Regions from separate parts of the Mus musculus genome. Here all the other regions are linked to region 2. The links are chromatin loops, found by intact Hi-C in ENCODE. Cell type or tissue: left cerebral cortex. All regions are shown on one strand.

The links. Hi-C counts contacts between places; a loop is a spot of excess contacts. Peaks named below come from ENCODE experiments on the same cell type or tissue, not always from the same donor. Only the 100,000 strongest peaks of a DNase experiment are listed, where the experiment ranks them.
Region 1: it touches region 2 in a loop (3.0-fold over the local background); 4 of 42 quality-filtered maps call a loop at or near these places.
Region 3: it touches region 2 in a loop (3.0-fold over the local background); 2 of 42 quality-filtered maps call a loop at or near these places.

Annotation. Positions count from the first base shown.
Region 1 is chr9:106,119,585-106,127,584 of GRCm38, forward strand. It overlaps the pseudogene Gm9451. Among named protein-coding and RNA genes, the nearest start is that of Gm51688, 12 kb to the right of the region's middle. In left cerebral cortex, a CTCF peak has its summit at 4,219 (motif pointing left); DNase peaks (open chromatin) are centred at 4,209 and 7,673.
Region 2 is chr9:105,406,627-105,414,626 of GRCm38, forward strand. It overlaps Atp2c1 (ATPase, Ca++-sequestering), which reads right to left. Exons shown (of 27, transcript NM_001253831.1): 27 at 4,736-6,563. The coding sequence ends at 6,433. It also overlaps a transcript of Aste1 not described here. Among named protein-coding and RNA genes, the nearest start is that of Aste1, 15 kb to the left of the region's middle. In left cerebral cortex, a CTCF peak has its summit at 2,117 (motif pointing right); a DNase peak (open chromatin) is centred at 4,226.
Region 3 is chr9:105,614,215-105,622,214 of GRCm38, forward strand. No RefSeq gene overlaps it. Among named protein-coding and RNA genes, the nearest start is that of Pik3r4, 25 kb to the right of the region's middle. In left cerebral cortex, a CTCF peak has its summit at 3,262 (motif pointing left); a DNase peak (open chromatin) is centred at 3,260.

The DNA.
Region 1 (8,000 bases), 710 kb after region 2:
AGAATTATTTATTTTAGGTGTGTGAGTACACTGTAGCTGTCTTCATTCACGCCAGAAGAGGGCATCAGATCCCATTACAGATGGTTGTCAGCCACCATGTGGTTGCTGGAAATTGAACTCAGGACCTCTGGAAGAGCAGTCAGTGCTCTTAACCGCTGAGCCATCTCTCCAGCCCCTTCCTTAAGCATTTTAAGATTTTCCTTGTAGATTTTTTTTCGCCTTCTTGGTTAGGTTTACTCTCCATATTTTAATTGCTTTTGAAGCTACTACAAATGAGATGTTTTTCCCCCAGTCTTTTTCTCCACTTAATTGGTGTATGGGAAAAGCTACTGTTCTGTGAGTTTATTTCTTTGTTTGATTTAGAGACAAAGTCTCACTATGTAGCCCCAACTGGCTGAGAAATATGTAGACCAGGCTGGCCTCAAACTCAAAGATCTAATTGCCTTTGCTTGTTGAGATTAAAAGTGTGTGCCACTAAGCCCAGCAAAGCTGTTGATTTTTCTCCATTGATGTTGTTTGTTTTTAGATTCTGTTTACTTTCTGTGTATGGATTTGGGGTTCCTGCAAGTGTCTTGGCTCACAGGGAAACAATCCTGGAGAGGTGAAGGATGTACCATGGATCAGCGTCACCTCAGCAGAGTCTGACATCACGGCTTATTTTCCTTGCACAGTTAAGTTCGGTAAAATTCTGGGGGAAAAGTCTCCACGTGACAATTATCACAACAAACCTTCAGGGATGGCTACATTGAGACTCCCATGCAAAGTAAATCTCTATAGCAAAGCACCTGCGATCTTCACAATAATAATGAATTCTACTGACTGATAAACAGTGCTCAGGGTAAAGGCCCAGGAGGAGGGACTTATAACAAACACAAGGATAGATCCTGTTGACGGAGGACGAAGAGTACGTGGGACCTCCTTCATAAGGAAAAGTTCTATTCACTGAGAGATGAAGCTCAAGATTAGAGCCTTAACGGTGCTTAACGGATGGATTTGGGGGGGAGGGCGTGGGGGTGGGGGAGACTCAAGAAAACAGCTGGCTCCACAGAACAGCAAGAGATCACCAGATTGTTAGACAGCATCCACTTCAGTCTTCCAGGCGAAAAGGTCTTATTTCCTTCCCTTGCAGAAAATAGGTCTGCATGTTTAACAATTCTAGTTTCTCCAATGTTTTCTCTAAGCCATGCCTTCTATATATGTGTATTTTGTCTGTGTGTACGTCTGCACACCATTACCATGCCTAGAAACTGCAGAGATGAGATCAGAAGAAGATGCCAGATCCCCTGGGACTGGAGTTACAGATGGTTGTGAGCCTCCATGTGGATGCTGCGAATCAAACCATGGTCACTAGAATAGCCAGTGGTGTTAACTGCTGAGCCATCTCTCCAGCCCCTATGTTGATTTTTTAACAGCTATGAGGATTCAAGTTCCAAGTAAGGACACTCTTTTCTAACTGGGTACGCTATAGAAATGTTACCTTAGGACTGGAGAGATGGCTCAGCCATTAAAGGCTAGGATGACGAATATATGAAATGTTACTTTAATGTAAATTCTAGTAACTATGACAAAAGTCAAAATATCCTCCTGGGTTTTTTGTTTTGTTTTGTTTTGTTTTGCTTTGCTTTGCTTTGCTTTGCTTTGCTTTGCTTTGCTTTGCTTTGCTTTGCTTTTTTAACATATGAATCAGTTTGATTAGGTTGTCAGCGATTTAGAACATCAGTTTGTGAGGGTACATCCCATTTGTCTGAGAGAACGAGATCGCAGGTAACCCTGGAGCTGAGCAACCGCTTTCATCTCTAGCAAAATCCGCAAGTCCACAGTTTTCTGACCAGCCTTGGGGGGCTGCTGCTTCTTGTCGGATGCATCTGTTAGGTGTTTGGGGATTTTAACCTTGCTGATACCAACTTTTGTAGAGGTGGCGATGACAAACTTGTGGTGTGTTCTGCGCAGATGAGCTCGGTTGAGGGCAAGAGGTCAGTCACAAGTAGCAAGCTGCTGCCCAGCTGCTTCAGGAAAACCACTCTCTTGCCCCTGTGGTGCCTGGTGAGGATGATCAGGAGAGCAGTCCCGGGAGTGATGCTCACAGGCAGCCTTCTCACTCGCTGACTGGAGACCTTTCTGCCCCGGCTCAGCAGCTCCTTAGGCATGTCTTCGTCTTCGCTAGGATAACACCTAGGCATTTTGTAAAGCTGAACCACCCAGGTACTGCCATTCTTGGCTGGCTTGTGACAGTAGACAGGACCTTGGATTTTGCACTGAGTATCTCCTTTTTTTGTACAGGCATTTCTGGGATATAGAGCAGATCATGAGTACTGTAAGATTTTCTCCCTTGTGTCAGGCTTCTTGGCTTTCTCGGCTGCCATCTTGCAAGATGGAAAGGCTGCAGTTTTCCTAAACTCTTCATAGGAAGGAGGGCAGGCAGGAATCTTATGGAAGCCTAAGATAGTAAGTGCATTAGTTACTTTCTTATTGTGATAAAATGCCATGACCAAGAAAACGTGCAGAAGGATTTATGTTGGACTAATGGTTCTAGGGGGATAGGACTCCATCCCCGTTACAGTTGGGAATCACAGCAGCAAGCAGCAGGCATGATGGCAGGAATAGCTGAGAGCTCACATCTGGGAACTGCAAGCAGGAAACAGAAGGATCAAACTCCAAACACTGCAAGTCTTTAAGCTCTCAAAGCCCCCACCCCCACCCCAGTGACTTACTTCCTCCAGCAAGGCCACGCCTCCCAAGCCTCCCAAAGCAGCACCAACCACAGACCAAGTATTCAAATACCTGAACTATGGGGGGGTTAGGGGGGCATCTCATGCAAACCACCACAAGTAATTGCAAAACCAGTTTAATAATTTTTTTTACAAGAGTATGTAAAAGAATGCCAGAGTTGGTGAACTCCTGAGCTAAGAAGGATTATCCCTGAGAGGATAACCCTTCTTCCTAGACTAATCCAACCATTGTATGTGTGGCTAGCCTTTGTCCATGTGTGTCCTTGTGCAGGCAGAGGCTAGAGGACGATGCCCAGCATCCAGTCCTATCTATAGTCCTTTAATACAGGGTCTCTCCCTGACCCTGGAGCTGGGATTATCATCAAACCTCAGCGACCATCTGTGGCTACCTTCCCACAGAACTGAAGTGACAGGCACACGTGGCCATCCCCGGCTTTTTACATGCATTCTGGGAATCCAACACACCCCCATGCTTTTACACATTGAGACTTTACTTGCTGAACCATCTTTCTAGTCCCTAGATCTGGAAGGTTCTAAAGTGGAGCCAGCTATAGATGAGGATGAGGGAAAGAGAGAATCAGATGGGCAGTCAATCAACTCTGACTAGTTGATTTTTAAAACAGATGTTGAAGAGAAGGGGCTGGAGAGGTGGCTCAGTGGTTAAGAGAACTTCTGCTCTTCCAGAGGACCTAGGTTCGATTCCCAAATGCCAACCTTGTCAGTGGTGATGCATACAGCTCTATTCAGAGGATTCTGGTAGCAGTTAGATAAGGGAGACAGGGAAGGGCAAAGTGTGGGTGTGTTAGCCTTTTAGAGTGACTTCACCTAGATCCAACACCCTCTTCTGACTTCCTCGAGCACATGCATGCATGTGATATACATAAACACAAACATATACACATTAATTATATATATATATATATATATATATATCCCCTGGTCTGTGTGGTCAGCTTCTGGAGTGAATCTGATATGAATTCTGGAGTGGGTCTGGGAAGAACTCAGGAATCGTCGATCCCACCGTATAAAAAGCTTCTCGTGAAGGTAGGCCTTGGTATATGTTTCAAGAAAGCCTTCACACCTGAGGATCTGGCCCTTACCTGTGATCCCAAAACTTGGTAGTCTGTAGTTAAGAAGTTCAAGACCAGTCTGAATTCTATACCAAGGCACTATGTCCAACAAACAAACAAACAAACAAGAAGCCTTCTCTACCTGCTTGCATCGCAGACAATGTCCCAAGCCTACCCTGTCTGCAGAGGCTAGCAACTATAGGATGTTTTTATAGAGAACTCATCGGAGAGCAGTTTATAGAAAGAGGAAATTGGAAATAAAAAGATGCCCTTTATTTCGGCATAGTCTTCCAGATGCTGTTTTAGAGTTCTCTCTACTAAGGGGTTGGTAGCTGCTCACACTTTTCATAAAGAATGCGACAGTAGCCAAATCAGCTTCACAGGTGGGTAGCCTCAAAGCAGTGGAAAGTCCACTAGTGCCACCTAGAGGCCACCACAAGCCTACACTGAGTGCAAAGCAAAGTTAAGGGACAGTTCTTGGGGCAGCAAATTGTAACAAGGCAGTTACAGCTGCAACTAAGGATTTAGCCAGTGGTTTGCTTTTTGTCCTGTCCTGTCCTGTCCTGTCCTGTCCTGTCCTGTCCTGTTCTGACGGGTCTCAGGTAGCTCAGACTGGCCTTCAACTGTCTGTCTATGTAGTCAAGAGTAGCTTTGAACTCCTAATCCTTCTGTCCCCATTCCTCTAGGGCTGAGATTACAGCAGCATTCCGCCATGCCCAGTTTGTTCAGTGCTGGAGATGGAACCCAGGATTTCACACATGCTAGGCAAACATTCTACCAATAAACTACAAACCTACATCTCCAGCACTTGAAATTTTGGGAGTGTGAATTGTCAACTTGACTAGTTCTGGGATTAACTAAAATCCAAGTGGCTGGGTACCCCTGTGAGGGATTTTTTTCTTAATGAAATTGTTTGAAGTAGAAAGGCCTACTTTTAAGCAGGATCTTTTGAGGTGGGAAGAGCCGCCTTTAATCTGGGCTACATCTTTTGCTGGCAGACTATATAAAGGGTATGGGGAAAGGATGCTTGCTCTCTTTGCCTGCTTGCTCTCTTTGCCTGCTTGCTCTCACCCTCCCTCACAAGTCCATTCCTTCACTAGCATTAGAGCCTACTTCTTCAAGATTCTAGCATATACTGAAGACCAACTGAACAACCAGCCTCAGGGACTGAACAACTACTGGATTCTTGGGCCTTCCATTGTTAAACAACCATTGTTTGACTAGCTGAACCACAACCTATAAGCCATTCTAGTAAATCTCCTTTCAGTGGATAGATAGACAAACGGACAGACAGACAGACAGACATAAATGATAGATTCATTTTATCAATTCTGTTTCTCTACAGAATCCTGACTAAAATAGTGACCATGCCCCATTTTTTTAATTTTCTTTTTAAAACTGGGCCATCATCACCAGCTTCATATTTACCACCATCACTACCATCCATACTTCATGCCATTGTTACCATCACCACTAGCACCAAGACCATCATTAAAATCTTCACCATCTTCACTATAACCAACTCCATCACTACCAACCACCAGAACACCATAACTAATACCATCATCACAAGCACCACCATCACTACCAGTATCACCTCCACACCTTCCACTCCCATATTCACCACTAATGCTCCCACCTTGGTCCTTACCTTCAGCACTCCTACCAGTCTCGATACCATCACAGCCACTGCCTACATCACTCTTGGGATGCTTATTTCATGTTCCTATTTCCAACACACTGAACACTGCCTCCTGGAGAGAGGAGCCAAGTTCACAAGACTCAGGAAGTAAACAAAATTTACAGGGCACAGGAAGTTCCTAAAACTTACAGGATTTACAAAGCCCCAGCCCCACCCCCAAAGTTTTGCATGCTGAGTTGATCAGAAGGCTCCAGGGATGCAGCCTTTGTGAGTCTCCACCCACAGCTACCTTGAGTAGGCCTTTCAGCCATGCAGATTGTTTGAGGCACTTATGCTCCTTGTAAATAACAACAGTAAACTTTCTGGTTCACTAAGCTGGACTTAGATGGAACTGTGGCTATGATCTGTCATCACTGCCCTATCCAGGTGCTTGCTCATGTTTCTCCAGTGAGTCACCCACAATCACCACCACCATTTCCTCCATCATCACCATCTCTGCATCCATCAGTTACTTCCTCCATCCCCATCAGCACCTACACAGCACTATACCTCATTCCATTAGGCCACTGAGTTCCAAACTGTCTAGAGAATTCTTCTTACCAAGAAAATAAAGCATTAGATACGTTTCACTCTGTCATGTCTGTCTGTCACAACCAAACATAAATATCAGCTAATGTCACACTTTCCACTTAATCCTAACATCAGTCAAAGCGTTTGGCTAATGACAACTTACAAGTGAGTTGTCATTTCTCTGTGACACATCACTGTGGTTTCAGTTCCTCGGGACCCTTTTTCAGAAACATCACCTCCAGCCCCAGAAGTGATTCTTTTTTTCTGCTTTGTTCTGTTTTAACTATGGGGATTGTTTTAGTTCTTTTGATTTCTTTCTTCAGGATATAAAATATGAACCATTAGCATCTTCATGCACGTGAAGGTTGCGTCACCCTCCCTTGTCCCGCTCTTTGTCCTCATGGTCCACTTCTTTCCTGTAAGTAGTTTTGATTCCATGTGAGATACCTTTTTGACATGCACTTTTAAAATCTAAGCCTTATACATAAAAACACGTGATGTCTTTTAAACTCCCCCTGTCATCCTCTCTTGTTCCCTCCCCCTTAGATACCTTCCTCCCCACATAAGTCCCCTTTCTACTCTTTATAGATAGATATAGATATAGATATAGATATAGATATAGATATAGATATAGATATAGATATAGATATAGATATAGATCCTACGTGGGAGAGATCGTGGCTTCTGTCTTTCTGCATCTGGCTTCTTTGATGTAACACAAGGCTTTGCAGCCCCATTTCTTTTCCTGCACACAGCACTGATTCTTGCGGTAGGATAAGCCTCCATGTTGTATAATCACAGTTTCCTTATTCATCTACCTGTTGCCTGGCACCCAGGCTGGGTCCACACCTTACTTAAATAGCCCACAAAGGATTCTTCAGTAATCAGAGAAATGCCCTGGCCTCCTTGTAGTCTAACAGACATAGCCCTGGGAATACAGCCGAAGGCACATCACCTCCCTCCTCTCCCCAACCTGGTTGTCCTCTGTAACTCAGATCTTGAAACACGATGGCCTAAGATCTTCCAAGCAGTAAAGTTTTTGTAGAAAGTTGAGGTCAGGGCTTGCGGTTCCTACTTCACAGGTGGGGAGACTGAGGCCCTGAGATGGAGTCCATTGTAAGCATACACACTACTAGTCAAACAGAGCTGGACTGGCCTCTGGACCCTCTGTCCTTGGGCCCTCCATGCTACCTCTCCTGGTTCTATTACCCCTTCCTGGCTGGCTGTCAGAGCAGGCAGCTGGGCCTAGTGATGAACAGGGTGTGCTATGGGGAGGGGGCTAAGAATAGGGAGCAGGTGGGGAAGCAGCAGGTGCGGGATAATAGGGCCACCAGGGGAGACCCAGGGAGCAGGTGCTGCCCATGGGGGGCGAGGGGGGTGAAGTTATCATTGTATAGCCAGCTCTGGTGGGCTCAGAGCAGAAGGGGAATTCCTGTGAGCCCCTGGGCCACCCTGGCTCATGCTCAGAGATCCTTGGGATGCATGGGCTCAGGCACACAGCCAGGCCCCTCCCCTGGGTCCCAGCAACCCTACCAGGTTGCCATGACAACCAACACTTTCATCCCTGTCCCTTTGTCTGGTCATGGTTCAGCTTTTGTGAACAACCATAATTGGGAAGTGGGGGGAAGGGACCAGCCTCAGCTGGGATGGAGTTGTGAACCCCAGGCAATGAGGGACTGGAGGGTAGACTAAAGAAAATTAGAGATGTGAAAAGGCTGGGTTCTGCTGCCCAGTGGCCCCCTGGAGCCTCTTCTCAAGCTGCTTGGCCACATTCTCAGAGCCAGAGCTTCCGGCCCGGGATTGACCCCCAGGCCCAGGCTCTCCTGACCCACCTCTCGGCCTCCTTTTCCCATCTGTGAATGGAGCTACGGATCACCCCATTCCCATGGTGCACTGTGGCTCTGAGAGACAAATGAGCATGGGCCGAACAAGCATTTTACCTCCCGGTACAACTGGAGAAACTGAGGCATAAAGCAACGCTGGGCCCTA
Region 2 (8,000 bases):
TGTAGTTCTTAACAGTTAGCAATTTTCTTGTTGTGGGTTGGTCTGGTACTGTGATATGTATTCAAATTGCTAAATTCTACCCCAAAATCAGGTTGTCCCAAGTCTACTGACTTCTTATGTATAGCAGTTTTTGTTGTGCAAATCTTGTTCCTCAATTACTGGAGGGAAGAGAGGTAGGTGTGTTTTCAGTTACCAAGTACAAAGACCAGACTTGGCTGCTGCATACTGAGACAGAAGTTACCCAGAGGCAAATCAGAGGAAGAGTCGCTATATGTGACTTTTGGCCTGGCCTTTCTTTTCCTCCTAATTTCCTTTGTCTGACTGGCCTTTTAAGATTAAAATAAATAATTAAAAAATTCAGGTCTAAGAGGCAACAAGAAACCTTAGATAAGCAGAGTGTAGTGTGTTCTACATTTTCAAAATCTACTTTCCTGTGTTTTCAATCAAGATGAGCTGTTTCTGATTCCATTCTAGCAAATAAAATCTCACCTGAGGCTTTGGACACATCAATCTTCAATTAGCATTCAAGTAACAAAGGAGTTCTGGACAGCTAAGATGATTAAATCTTGGGGTAAAACTGGAGAGAGAAAACCATTTACTGTAATAGAATCATGCTCTGTTTAGTGGGGGTAAAATTATATTGGATATGTATTTTTTGCAAGTTATTTTCAGTAACCAAAACCTTGAAAGTTTGTTCATCTGTAAATATAACCTCTGACCTTTTCCAGGCCAGTTGGTCATGAGAAAAGGACTCAAGTGACCCTTATTATTTCAACTTGAAGTCCTAATTTAATTATACTTTTAGAAGGCAAAGACCTTTACTGCCTAAATGGCCTTACCTACCCTTCTTTGTTCATAAAAGCTAACAGTCAACGAGTCGGTCTCAACTGGATGAAGTCAAAATAATGTGTCTATCGGTGTTTAGTACCCGTTTTAAAGCATGGTAACCCTTGCCTGGCACTAAAATGTGATTAAACACCCATTCCTGTTACATCTGTACCTGAAAAGGAAGAGCAAAGCAAGAAACAAGATGGGTGCCGAGCACTAGAAAAGGATACCATGAGGGTAAAGATTGTGAAAGTCAGTCAAGATAATCAGTGACGGTGGACAAGGCCGAGAATGAGGATTGTTACAGGAATTTAAGAGTTGTCATGTTGAAGTCATGGAAATAATGGTCAAAGACATGTAATTTGGATTGTGGCTACTTGGTTGAGGAAACAGCTCACCTGAAAGCTGAATCTGCTCAAGTCCCAGATCCCCGCGGTTTGTTTTTGTTTTGTTTTTAAAGCTGGCATTCTAATAATACCCTCTTGTCTGGTCTCAAGAAGGCAGACATTACAAAGGAGCTGAAATCTAGGAACAGGAAGAGCCTCAAACCTAGGTTTCTAATGACAAAGTACTATAAACCTTCTAGCATCTGAACTCCCACAAGTTTTCAATAGACAAATCCAGGCTGCGGAGATGGCTCAGTGAGAAAAGGACGTGGTGAGCATGTGTGAAGACCTAAGTTTGGATCCCCAGAACCCCTATGAAAGCTGGGCATGACTGTATTTGTAACCCTAGTTCTCAGAAGGAAAGGGAAGTAGATCTGGCAGATTGGGGGAGGGGGGGGGCACGTTCAGCCAGTGAACTCTAGACTCAAAGAACCTGTCCAAAAAAAAAAAAAAAAAAAGCATAATAGCAGAAGACACTCAATGTGTCAACCCCTGGCCTGTAACAAAGTTTACAAAATGCACATACCTTTACAAAGCCAGCCATACTATGTACACTTCCAATTTCAGGCATGGGAAAGTGCAGAGAGGCAGATCTCTGGGTTCACTAGTTGTCCAGTCTAGCCTTTTTAGTGAGCTCTTAAGTCAATGAGGGACCCTGTCAGATCCAGTGAGGAATGACAGCTGGCCTCCACATGAACACATGCCGTGTGAGATGCAGTTTCTCATGTCTTCCCTTATGTACACTATTTCTACACAATCAGCTATGTAATAGTAGCTTGTCCCATACTGCTTCATAGATGATGTGGTATGGGCCTTACTCACTAGCCTCATCCATATTATGACTAGAAGATGTAGACTTAACAAACAGGAGCTAACTAGACAAGGCATCATATTTTTATGACCATAAGATGGCACCAAAATGCCACTTCTCAACTAATATGCTTCCAACAGGAAAACATTCGATTGTATTTTGTAAAGTACTTCTAAAACAGGCATTCTGTGAAACTTCCAATGCTAGAGATAAACCACGCGGTTAAAGTTCTTTGGCCTAACTTCCGGCTAGGGTCATCGGTGACTTGGACTTGAATTTCTAACGTTTTCTAGATGAAACCTTACATTTCCCCCTCAATTTAATAGCAATGTTTTCCCTTGACAACAGAACCATCACAAATGTACCCCTTCCCCTTCCCAGCTATCTAGAGCCATCTTAAGCTGTCTCTGCTGGGCTTTTTAAATACAAGCGGTCTGTAATTTTCAAAACTAAGGTTAACTGTCCCAGAGTGGACATGGTGCTGCAGCACTGTGCGAGCAGAGGCAAAGGGGCCTTGGCTACAACAGGAAACAAAGCTCTACTTTGCTGCCAAACTCATTATCAAAGCACATTGGTGTTTTCTAGTGTTAGTCCCATTTGCCCATCACACCACCAACTATATAGGCTCTCTGAAATATTGACATTCATTCATTCATTCATTCATTCATTCATTCATTCATTCATTCTCTCCACCTCACCTACTAAGAGAATCTAACTACAAATACTAAAAAAAAAAAAAAAAAAAAAAAAACAAACAGGTACTTAGATGGTTCAGACCAGGGTTCTTTTCCAGTTTGATGGTCTTACTTACAAAAGACTCCATTAGAAAGGAAACTACAAGGTTCCTAGTGCTGCCTTTTTAATGTATCCATCTGTTTGCTGACTGTTAGCTATGTCAAACATCTTAGACTCCTGTCAAGTCAAGCTTTATTCCATTATTCATTACTTGTCTGTGGGTAAGCATGTGAGCACAGGTCCTATGATGCATGCAAGGAGGTCAGAAAACATCTGTGGAAGTCGGTCCTCTTTCCACCATGGGGATTCTTCAGGATTCGGGGCAAGCTCCTTTACCCACTGAGCCTTCTCGCTAGCCCATTCTATTGCTTTTGTAAACCTCAAAGATACCATGAGCACCTCATTTCAAATGATCCCGTGTCTCGCTAAGGCCTTCTCAGCTTATGTTACTTCTCAATAGCTCAAAGTCATCATCTTCCAGCATGCCACAGTTCTGCCTTCACCACCCAACTTTCAAGCTGTTCATAATACACCTACAGCCTTAATACCAAAGAATCTGTGGGTTTCAATGTTCCTTCTACTTCCCACCCTTCTATCTCCCACCAACCCCTTTGTGAACACTCTCCTGTGCAGCTGCAAAGGCCTGCTGACTGTTGGCTGGAACGTCCCCCTTGAAGGACTTAGTTATTAGTCCTAGGAAGGTTCTCTGGCAACTTTCTCCCACAAAGTAATTTCTCTCCTTCATTCACTGTAATATTTTAGATGGTGTATTTCAAACTGTGTGAGAACTAAAAGCTTCCTAGACCAGGTTACGTATTTATAAACCTAACACTGTAGCAATGTTTATAGAAATTGTCTGATATATCAGCATATTATCCATTATCATCAATAACCAACTCTGACAACTACAAACCAAAGTCAGACCATCAAACCTGGATCTAACTGAAATCAACAGTCACGTCAGCCAGCCGAACTCATCAGGGTAATCTGTTGTTCAGCCATAGACCAAATGGGGTTATTTTATATCCTTGTGTTTATGTACACACACCACTTTCTATTTAGATAATTTATTTTAATATATATACTTTTTAAATAAATACACAAAGATCACTATTAACATAGATAAAATTGCTTTTTAGCACTTTTATCATCTGCTTTTCCTGTCAAAGAGGTTGGGAAGGATGAGAATGCCATTGTATTCCTAGTACATTCAAGGACTAAATAAAATTTAAATGAAAATATAATCAATTCATCTCACTTCTTGGATGAGTCATTGGAGCCAAACAAGCTACACAAAACTTGCCAGGCAGCAGAGGTGGAAAAGCAGTGTGATGTTAATTAATTCACAAGTGGGATTGTTACTGTTGTTACCAATCCATTTCTATGAAAGACTCTTAAGTCTAAACAAAACTTACTTACTACACCAGAGAGATCCAAATTTAAAGCAATTTCAGAAGGCTTCCCATTGTATCAGAAGTTTGGCGAGTGGGTGTGAAATGTGGAAAACAGCACGTTCTGTCCTCATGCACACAGTTAATGAGGCTGGAAAAACCCAAATCCTACGGGAGGCTCCTTGGGTTGTAGAGCTTCACTGTTACTTCCCGCAGGATGTCTCCGTGTGGCTGCACTCAGCTTTTAGCATTTGAGAGTTAGCTACCTGACTGGTGAATTTCTTTCAAGGATATCTCTTTTCTTTAATGTTTAGCCCCTATGCAATCAAATAACTTAAAGAAGTTGTCCTAATGGGAGGGGGAAAAAAAAAATCAAAGGGAGTAGGCAGTGGAGAAGTCCTAGGATGAGGAGACTTGAGTGAAACCGGACACTTAGATTCTAGGACAGTCAACTGATTCATCCTAATTTGGACTAATAAAATTTGGAAGACTGAAATCTGGATCTGTATTAAATATTTTTCAATATCTTTTGGCATCTATAGTTATAATTTTAGCATTAACAATACTAACTGGGAAGTCATTAGTGAACTTATGAAAAACTCCTTTTATTTTTATAATTCAATACCAAGTGAAAAGATAGGCACATTCATTTCATGAGTCATATTCTCAACCTCTACTGTATAATAAACAAGACTGAATATGCACTTAATATGTAGTTTTCAAGTCTGGAACAGAATGTAAAAAACCATTATAAAACTTTGCTATGAGACATCAAACCTCTAAGAGTTGGTCAGACAATGATTTCACGTTCCACCTAATCAGACAGAACAATGTACACTTGACAGTTGAGCCAGAAAGAATAAAGAACAAAGTGCAGACACCTGGCCCCTTATGCTCGTGCTTCAGTAGTACAGACACAAACAACAGAACTCTCCTATCAATGACAGCACACCAGTGTTGACAGTCACCAGTAATATTGAACAAGCTTAGGAACAGTTATTAATCCTGACAGGTTATAAAATACAAAACACTTACCTTTTATTTTATCGAGCTTTTATAAAAACAGATGGTGTTGCACAAAACAAACTCATCTATTTCCCAAGCATACTGAATGAAGTAGAAGACAGTACAACAAATGGTAGAAGGGACAGACTCAGGGTTGTGCTACAATCTAGGTCAAAGCAGCTGCCTAGAGGATTCGGAGGAGGCGGCCAGCACAGGATCTTCCAATGTACACCCTGGTTCATATGCTATCTCTCTGAGTTTGGGACTTTTCTATTTTGTAAGTATACTAGTCTATACTCTCTAAGAAATAGACTTAAAAATACAGATATGAAACAGTAATAAAGGTCAATTATTCAGCTGAAGTGTTTGATTTATAAAGAAGAAATGACAAAATGATACCGACAAAGCAGTATTAAACTAAACATGGACATGTTAATATAATGTTTTAAATTCCAACCCAGCCTTGTTTTTGACTCTATGGCTGTGTGTTAACTACAATTACTCTAACTGTAATGCCAATAACAGCCCTGAACTAATAATTCTGCTAGATCAAAGACTCGTTCCTCTATGCAAAACAAAACTACAAAAAAACCAAAAAACAACCATTTACACTTACTAAGAAGAGCAAACATTTACTTCAATTGCAGTATATGCTTTTCAGTCACAAAAAGAAAGAAAAGAACAGTGATTAGACAGTGGTCACATCCTGTGCAAAAAAAAAAAAAAAACAACTTGAAATATAAAAATGGTAGCACAAGGTATCAGTTGCTTACATTTCAGGAAAAAGGAAGCACGGTAGCTGAAATACGGCACCCCTGGCAATTTCTAAACCAAATAGAATGCCTTTAAATGATTGAGTTTATTTGTGTGTTAGTAAGAAAGCCCCACAACCATAAATAGTACAATATTTAAAAATAAAAAAAATATTTATATCCATCTAAGACAGACAGTGTATTTGTACATTAGAATTCTTTAAGTGCAGAAGGTGGTTCAGGTTTTGCCTTTTGTATTTTTTAATTCAGTACTTGCCCATATGTTGAAGTTCACTCAATTGCAAAAGCCAATTCAAATCAAGGAATGTGTTATTCAAAGTTGCATAATTTCATTTGGGACTACCAACAAAGTTCAAATCAAGTCTTTAACATTAATGGTCATTTTTAGTCAATGGAAAGTTAAAAAAGTCCTTAAGTCTTCATTATCTTCTTGAACTTGCCCTTCTAAATGATTCTCAGACTGCAATTCCTAGTTTGCAAATTAAAAAAAAATGCAATATGCATCATACTTCAAGGAAAGACGATGATGCTGAACCAGCATTCTTCTGGACCTTCTCCCGGCTCCTTTCAACCTTCTTTATAATCTCAGACACAATGCACACTGACGAGGTAAGGCCCAAAAGAAACAACAGATCTGAAAGAGAAAAAAAAGAGTTTTACAAGACTTTGAAATGTAGAGCAACATCTTACACCTTAGAATACACTGTTCCACAACTATTTCAGGAGGTAGGGATCAATCATTCCCATAAGTTAAAAATGTGGAAATAAGGGAAAAGCAAGGTGGCTCCAAGATGAAAGCCTCAAGGGCGAGGTGGACTATCCAAGCCCACCCCCGAACCCATGGTGGAAGGTTAAAGGTGACTATGCCAGTTGTCCAGACCTCTGTACATGAGCTGTGGCACAGGTGCCTGTATACACACACACACACACACACACACACACACACACACACTAATAACAACACTTGAAAATACATAGAAAGATAAAGAAAGATAAATCTCAAGTTAGCTTAAAGTCAGAGCTGAGAGAGAAGTCAGAACTAGACCCCAGATTTTGTGGCAACCTTCCCTGACACCTGAGATTCACATAACTAACTTTTAATAGTGATGCCAAGGGTTTCCTCTTTGATAGATCGCAAGGCTTTTGCAAAGCACTACTCAAGAAGCAGTGAGCTCTCCAATGGTGTTTTTCAAGTCTAGAAAACTGTCTTGTAATAGGATTCACACTCTCTTTCTTTATTGCCCAAAAAACTAGAGCTTTTTTTTTAAATTAAGCTTTTTAAAAAGTGGAAGCTATGTGAATATAGAATTAAAATATTAAAACTAGTTCAAACTATAAGGTGAACTTCAACTTACACCAAAACCACTAAACTTGTATCAAAAAAATAGACTATAAAACTCACTTCATAAATACAAAAACAAAAATCTAAGAATGAAGGGCCCATTTTCCACATGTTCTCTCCCGCACACTTAAGACGATAGATTCTGAACGCATTTTGGTGGTGGTGGCTGTCTGTAATGCTGGACCACACAACGGGCCCTGGCTTACTAATGAAACACTACCAACAAGTTCCACACCCACCCTTGTACCATATAGTTAATGCATGCCATATAAAAGGATAATAATTTCCTCAGAAACATTATAAAAGCTAATGACTCCTGACTCAAATGGAGATTTCATGAAATAAGAATGGTGGAATACTAAGTTTATTTTAAAGTGATTAAGTTTTAAGATCAATTTGATATTCAGTAAGCAAGTAAAGTTCTCTCATTTCATGATAGAAATCTTCATGTTTTTAAATATAATATTGTAAAGTATAATTAATCTACAACAGGTTTTGTGAGTTGCTGTATTTCAGCACCACTAAACAGGACTTTATAACAACTGATATGATATACAGGGTGGGAGACCAAGTAAATGAAAACAAGTTTTCCCTGAATGTCTGATACGCAAACATAAAAGACCTTGTTACAAGTCCCGCCAGTTATTTTTCTCTTCCTATTTAAAAAGAGCTTTTAAGTATGACAGACACATTTTTTTTTAAGGATACAGCAATAATCACACAGCATTT
Region 3 (8,000 bases), 210 kb after region 2:
CCACAGGGCTTGGCACTGAGGTATGGGGAAGAGGAGAGGACTTTGGTAGCCAGAGCGAATAGTGGAACTTTCTTGGAGGCATGTGGAAAGTGGTGGGGAGAGGCAGTGATGGGCGGGCAGACCGGAAGTGGCCTCTGGAATCTAACAGTGGGAGGAGAGTAGGCCGGTCGGATGCTACCACTTTGAGTTTCTCTGCGTCTGTTAGCCTGCTCTTCAGCTCGTGGTTCTTTTACTGCAGGCGCCTCATCTCGGCGCAGGTTGGCCCGTGAGTGTTGTAAAAAGAGATGTTCTCGTGGAAAGAAACAGTGAGTTGTGTTCAAATGCCCAGCTACCCATCCTAGCCTTTGCCTATAGGAGCACAATCGGCAGTTGGAGAATGGAGGAACTCTGAACCAAGGATTTGTTAGACGCTGCCTAGTAAGTGGGCTCTAGAAGCTGGAAATGAGGAGATGGGTGAAACTCTTCTGAGACCTCTGAGTACATCCTTTGAAATAAAAATACAAAAGGCTCCTAAAATCAGAAAGCGTGTGGTTGGCTCGTCCATAAAAAGGGGTGATTTCCTTTACCATCAGAGAGGAACATGAAAGGAAGAGGAAAATAATGGAGAAGAGACATATCTACTGCATGAGTACATGCATGCGGGGGGTGGGGGTGGGGGTGTGGAGTCAGGGGTTGGTGTGGGGCAGCGCAGGCGCCTGTGCAAGCCAAAGCACCTCTTCAGATGTCATTCCTTAGGTGTGATCTACAATTTTTGAAGACAGGGCCTCTCATTGGCCTGGGACTTGCCAAGTAAGCTAGGTTGGCTGACCAGTGATTCCCCAGGGGTCCATCTCTTCCTGCCTCTCCAACACTGAGACTACAAATGTATATTTTACATGTGTGCGGACGCTCAGTCTCACTCAGGCACGCTATCTCCCTCACCTCAACATATCTATTTCTAAAAGGTGTTTGCAAGCAGATAGTGACCTGTTACAGGAGGAGGAGCACTCTGAAGTGAGTTTGCCGCAGTACCCCTATTTAGATGGAGAGCGGAGGAAGGGTCTACACAACCCTTCTATCACCACGGTGTAGTGCTGACCCTCAGAGGCCCTGACGATTATGGCAAAGCTTTGAATGGAGTCATCTGGGATAGTCCCAGAGTGACAGAGCAGATCCTGTTACTCCTTTAGAAGCCTGTACTGTCCTCCCGACCCGCACCCCTTCATATCCTGCAGCTCTATCCAGCAAGTACTGGTAGATATTCTTAGCCAACAAAAATGAGTATTGGATGGGCACAGAGTTCTTGTGCCAGTCATGTTTCAGGGCCACCTATTAGCATTTGGATAAGACTGAGGTTACACTGGGCAGAGAGGAGCCAGGTGCTACACCCTAGACTCTGAAGGACTTGTGTTCTGGTCCTAGTGCAGTCAATCAAAGAATACTTGGATAAGGGCATTGCAATGCTAGGACTAGAGGTGTGTTGAGATGGTCATCTGTAGCCTGTAGTTCTCAAGCATGAGTTGACAGAGTCACCTAGGGGGCTTTTAAAACAGCAGCATCAGAACCTTCTAGAACTTGAATTGTCAACAAGAAGCTAGCCTTTCTCTGACTATCAACTAGGTTTAAAACTTCAGATAAGCAAATTGAGGCTACGTTATCCTGTAGCTGACGTTATCCGGTAACTGATGTCTTCTTTCTTATGGAGGTCCTGGGTTTTTGGAGTACATTGGCGATGGAAGTTTGCTTTGGGGTCTTCCAGAGCACACACACTTCTCAGCTTCCTGGTCTGACTATATTGTCTAGTGGTCATGATAAGTCTCATGATGCAAGACCATATCATAGATGGGCCCATGCCACCTCTAGTTTCATAAGAACATATTGCAATTTGTTCCCTAACCAGTTCTATTACTTGGCCAGGCAGGATCAACTAAGCAGGCAAGGTTGTTTGTTTTCAAAGGGGAATTCTCCAAGGTGGAGGATATAATGGTAGCATTGGAGGTGGTGATGGTGACCATCTCAGAGATGTTGGAGATAAACACGATGCAGGAATAGCATCTATAATCTCGGAGAGTACCTGAGGTAGCAGGGAATGCCTGGGGCTGGTTTGCCATTGATCTTCCTGGCCTGACAGGTGCATGAGTCAGCTACTTTCAAAAGGCTAAGAACAGAGTGAACATATATAAATCAAGGTTTTATAAATTAAATATTTCCATTTAACTCACACTATAATTTCAGAGGCATTAAATCTTTATTCAGATGACCTTTCACTGTCAGAGATGGACTATTTCAGCCTTAAGTTAGCACTGCCTACTGCGTCTGGAACACACAGTTATTTTGTAAAAGGGCTCCTAAGGATTACTGGAATTTATACTTAAGTAATCATTTCATAAAAAGCAATTTCTGTGCCTGAAAATGCATTCAGTATTCCTATGTTTCATCAGATGACATTTTTTCATTGAACATTCCAGGAGAAATATGCTAGACCATCCTCAGACCACAAAGTTTAAGAGGGGGAAACATTTAAAGGCATTAAGAGACAAGTTATCTCTATGTTCCATTTTTTCCTTTGGTACGTCAGCAGATCATTCCGTTAGGAAATGAAAATAAATGATAAAAATATGATAATGATGTTCTAGACATTAAAATGGCTAAAACACCATTTACTTCCTACAAGGAAAAAAATTCTCTCTGGAGCTTAAAGTTCTTAGGGAAAATGGGCTCATAAAGACATAAATCATCATAAATTCTAATGTAAATTCAATAAGATAAATTGACACAATAAACCTGTATACAACTGAGCCCCAAAACTAACATTATTTTATTTTCTGTGTTCTTTGGGTGAGACAAGGTCTCATGTAGTCCAGGCTGGCCCTAACCTTAGAATGTAGTCATGGATGAATAAAGGATAGAGCCTGAAGTCGAGGATGGCTTGAACCATTCATTCAGCTGCTCCCTGCTCCCTGGGTAGTGATGGGATTACAGTCATTTGCACCTCACATAGTGTATAAAACACTCTACAAACTGAGCTAGTCCCCCAAGCTATCCTCTGCCTTTTTTAGTAATTGTTGTCATTAACATCATCTTTTTTTGTTGTTATTGAATAACAGTATATGCCTAATGCTTTCTTGTACCCACAGTCTCATGTGGTCTCCTTGTTTCTATTTTAGAAAACAAGATACTAAGGTCCAAGAGGTTTTGAGCAGTTCATCCAAGAATGAGTCCTAGCTCTAAGACCCAGACTCTGGAATCCTGTCCCTAGCAGCTCAGATCCTCCCACTGGGATGCCCTGCCCCCTAGTGGATTTCTGCTCATTTTGCCCATTCCCATCACCCAGGAAGAAAAGTCATTCTCTTTCCTTTCCTTTCCTTTCCTTTCCTTTCCTTTCCTTTCCTTTCCTTTCCTTTCCTTTCCTTTCCTTTCCTTTCCTTTCCTTTCCTCTCCTCTCCTCTCCTCTCCTCTCCTCTCCTCTCCTCTCCTCTCCTCTCCTCTCCTCTCCTCTCCTCTCCTCTCCTCTCCTCTCCTCTCCTCTCCTCTCCTCTCCTCTCCTCTCCTCTCCTCTCCTTTTCTTTTCTTCTCTCTTCTTTCTTTCTTTCTTTCTTTTTTAATTACACATTATTTGTTGTGACTGTTTAATCTTAAACATTTAAAAACATGAAAGTGTTTTCTGTCACATCTCCTCCAGTATTGAAAGATATGATTATTTCTAAGAGGACAACTGGAAAGCTCTAAGGAGGTTCTGAACACATTCCAAGAACATACCCCTGACGTTGAATTCAACATGGCTTCTCTGTTCTCTGCAGCTAATTGTGTGTTCCCAACATCTCTCCCCAGATCGCATATATAGGCTTGAGACACGTCAGATCGAGTTAGAATGGCACTGAGATTCTTCGAGTACTCTCCTGGGCTCCCTAAAGAGACTGGCAATATATTTAAGGCAAGAAAGATATTCAAAGAGATCTGAATTTGTTTTTCTCTGAGCTTACCTGAATTCCTCTGCCTTAAGTACTTTTCTAATGAATCTCTCTCACTTTGGTACTGTTAAAAACCATCACAGTATTAAAATGCATAATTGAATGGCCTTGGTTTAATTAGGAAGGACTTGGGTTAATATTAGATTAGACTGCAGAAAGCAACATGGATAGATTTTTAAAAGTGAATTAGGCTGTTATTTAAGCCACTGTTCATCACAATCAGAAGGAGAAGGAAAGGGAGGAGGGGGAGAAAAAGAAGGGGAAGGAGGAGGAAGAGGAGGAAGAACAAGGAGAAGAAGAGGAGGAAGAAAAGGAGAAGAGGAGGTGGAAGAGGAGGAGGAGAAGAAAAGAAGGAGAAGGATACAGAGAAGGAGAAGAAAAAAAAGAAGCAGCCACCATCCTGGGTGTAATAGCATCAGAACGAGGGCTGACTGGTGAGTTATAATGCTCTATGTCCAGCCAGTAGGCCATGCTGTGGAGGGCTAGGGAAACCTTGGGGCTTCATCTTTATTAGAGAGCTAGTTTTTAAAAACTTGGTATCTTTCTATTTGCGAGAAACAACCACTGTGATAAAAAGATAACCAACAAAGACAGGGTTGTGTACAATCTTCCATAAATGGCAGAGTTGTACAAGGCTTCCTAAGAACATGGCATCTCTTCCTGACCTACCTTAAGACTGTTTACTTCCACCGGGCTTGGATCTCAGGATATGGAAGAAAATAGTCAAACCCAACAAAAAAAGCAATTTTTAAGACAAACACTCTTCTAAGCATCACGTGAACACATGACACTGAGCGTGGAACAATGATGTGACAAAAATGCCTTCTTGGTGGAAAAATATGCTGGGTGTACACCATGGGCTGCACAGAAGGTCACAGATCACAGAAGGCTGTCATGGTGTCTGTCCTGCACATTACAGATGGCATCAGCTAGTGAGCTTCACTAATCATATTCCATATAGTATGTAAATAACGACTATCAAATTAGGTATTTCAGTTGGAAGTCTTCCAATGTGTTTGTGATGCATGTGTGTGTGTGTGTGTGTGTGTGAAAACACTTGGGTGAAATCATGTATACATATATATTTTTTAACCTTAAGTCCTGATATTTATTGGAATTAGTCCACAATATTGATGTCACTCTACCTGTCCCCACTGCACACAAGCTTCCTGTGAGGATAGAGAACCCCAAGCCTCCTGAGCTATGTTAAAAACAAAACAAAATTATCAAGACCCAGTACCCTACCCCATAAGTCCCATCCTTCTCCGCCACACCACCGTCTTTATCACTCGCTCACACAAACACCGCGCTATTGATTTATGATGTGGCGAGCACTGTCAAACTGAATCAATTAACATTTCCCGGCCATTTTCATTCCCACCAGCAGACCACTCTCAGCTGCTAGAGACACATGAACTAAAGGCCATGGGTTTAGTTCTATTTTTCAAGCCACATGGGTACAACCACCTGCTACAAACAAGAGAACTGTAAAGGTCAGACTGTAATCTAAAAGCCATCGCCAGTATAACTGCAAACTCTGCACAATGATGTCCCCTGGAATTAAATGACTTTAAGTTCTAGAACAAGATGAATGAGTTAACTTTTATTTATTTTTTTTAACAGTAATGTATCTGCTAAGGAAGATCTGTGGGTGCAAACCACAGGAATCCAGCTAACATTGTAGAGATCAGGACTTGGCTGTTCAAAGCTTTGTCTGCTTTAAGACCAGCATTACCTTGTGCTCAGGACTTCCGAGTCCCTCGCGTTGTAGCTCTGGGCTTTGCACTCTATTCAAGACTGGCAAGAGAGGAGCCCTTTCTCGGTCTCTGCTACCCTCTTAACTCCCCTCCACATGCCCTGAATAAACTCTATTCTATACAACACATACAGGCCTTAAAAACAGTACAGAAGAATAAATATTCAGTTGTTCTTCTACTAAATGAAGGACTGAGGCTACTCAAGGATCTTCTACAACATGGCATAGTATTTACATAGAACCACAAACAACAGGAAGACCTGAGTTTGATCCACAGCACCTGAGTGAAAAGCCAGCCGCTGCTATACATATCTGTAACCTCAGGTACTGGCTAGGGTTGACAGTAAGGGCAATGGGCTGCTGACCAGCCAGCCTGGATGAAGCAAAAGGTGAGCTCCAGGTTCAGTGAGAGATGGACAGTGATACCGGAAGATGCTCGGTGTTGTCCTTCAGCTTCTGCGTGTGTGTGAGCGCTGCTGTGCACCTGTGCATGCAAACCACTAATGAAACAGTCACCAGGAAACCGTGCACCTGGTCACTTTGAGAAGGCTAGGCTGACTGCATGACAGGCTTCAAAATGCCAGTTAGGGAGACTAGGCCTAAATCTCTGTTTCCAAGAACTGGGCAAATCCAGGCCTCAGAAGCTGCCCCACCACATGGCCTGAGGCAAGGGCAATGACTCTGGAGCATTTCCAACTTCCCCAGCAACAGATTCCAGCCAGCTCCCCAGGCCCCACAGTGTTTCTGGAATGTCCCCAGAGATGGATCAAGATGAAGGTCATCGCTGGGCGTGGTGGCACACGCCTTTAATCCCAGCACTTGGGAGGCAGAGGCAGGCGGATTTCTGAGTTCGAGGCCAGCCTGGTCTACAAAGTGAGTTTCAGGACAGCCAGGGCTACACAGAGAAACCCTGTCTCGAAAAACCACCCTGGAGCTCCTGTAATGGGCTTTAAATCAGGCCTGCAAGCTCACTTCAGGGTCTCTCTATTTTTGTAGGTGGTAGACCTCAGCATGCTGGACTTCTGCAGAATAAACCACTCTCTGCATTTATTATTTATTTGAATCTGGAGTATCATTCTTCAGCGAATCATGGGCCCTTACAACTTAAAAATACCATACGTTCTAATCAGTATCTTTGAGTTTGCTACCTACTACTTTTGACCTACCAGATAGATGATCTTAGTAATGTTGTTTGTTTGTTTACATTTTATTAATTTATTTAATTAGTCACTTTATATCCCAATATCAGCCCCTCTCCCCCGTTTCCCCTCCCCTTCTCCTCTAAGAAGGGCAAGACCCCCACTGGGTATCACTCCCCCAACACATCAAATCATTGTAGGACTAGGTACATCCTTTCCCACTGAGAACTTATCCCTGCACTGGGGGTCCTGCCTGGCCATTTCAAGATCCATATTCTCCCACTGTTAGGAGTCTCAGCTACAGTTGCCCCCATAGACACCCTGGGGCTTCCCCTAGACCCCCCAAAGTGATCCAGTTAGGGAAGCAGGATCCATAGTCAGGCAACTGATTCAAGGTCAACCCATGCTCCAGTTGTTGGGGGACCCACATGAAGACCAAGCTGCGCTTACTTCTGCTATATATGTGCAGGGAGCTTAGCTCCAGCCCAGGCTTGCTCTTTGGTTGGTGGTTCAGTCCCTGGGTCCATGAATCCCCAAGGGTCCAGGTTAGTTGATTCTGTTGGTCTTTTTGTGGAGTCCCTGTCCTCTTCAGGTACCTCAGCCCATCCTCCAACTCTTCCACAAGGCTCCCTGAGCTCCACCAAATGTTTGGGTGTGGGTCCCTGTGTCTGTTTCCATTGGCTGCTGGGTGGAGCCTCTCAGAGGACAGTTATGTTAGGCTCCTGTCTGTGAGAATACCAGAATATCATTAATAGTTTTGGGGATTGGTTCCTGCCCATTGGGTGGTTCTCAATTTGGGCCAGTCATTGTCTCTGCTCTATCTTTGGCCCTGCACGTCTTGTGGGCAGTGTACATTTTGGATTGATGGTTTTGTGGGTGAGTTACTGTCATTATCCCTACACTGGGGGTCCTGCCTGGCCACTTCAAGATCCATATTCTCCCACAGCTAGGAGTCTCAGCTAGAGTTGCCCCCATATACACTCTGGGGTCTCCCCTACACCCCCAACTCAGGTCTCTGGCATGTCCTGGAGATGCCTTCCTCCCCACCACCAATTTTTCTTCATTCTCTCTCCCCTGCTCTCCCTACACCTGTCCCCCCACCCTTCTCCCTGCTCTCCCTACACCTGCCCCCGCTCCACTGCTTTTTGGCTGCTT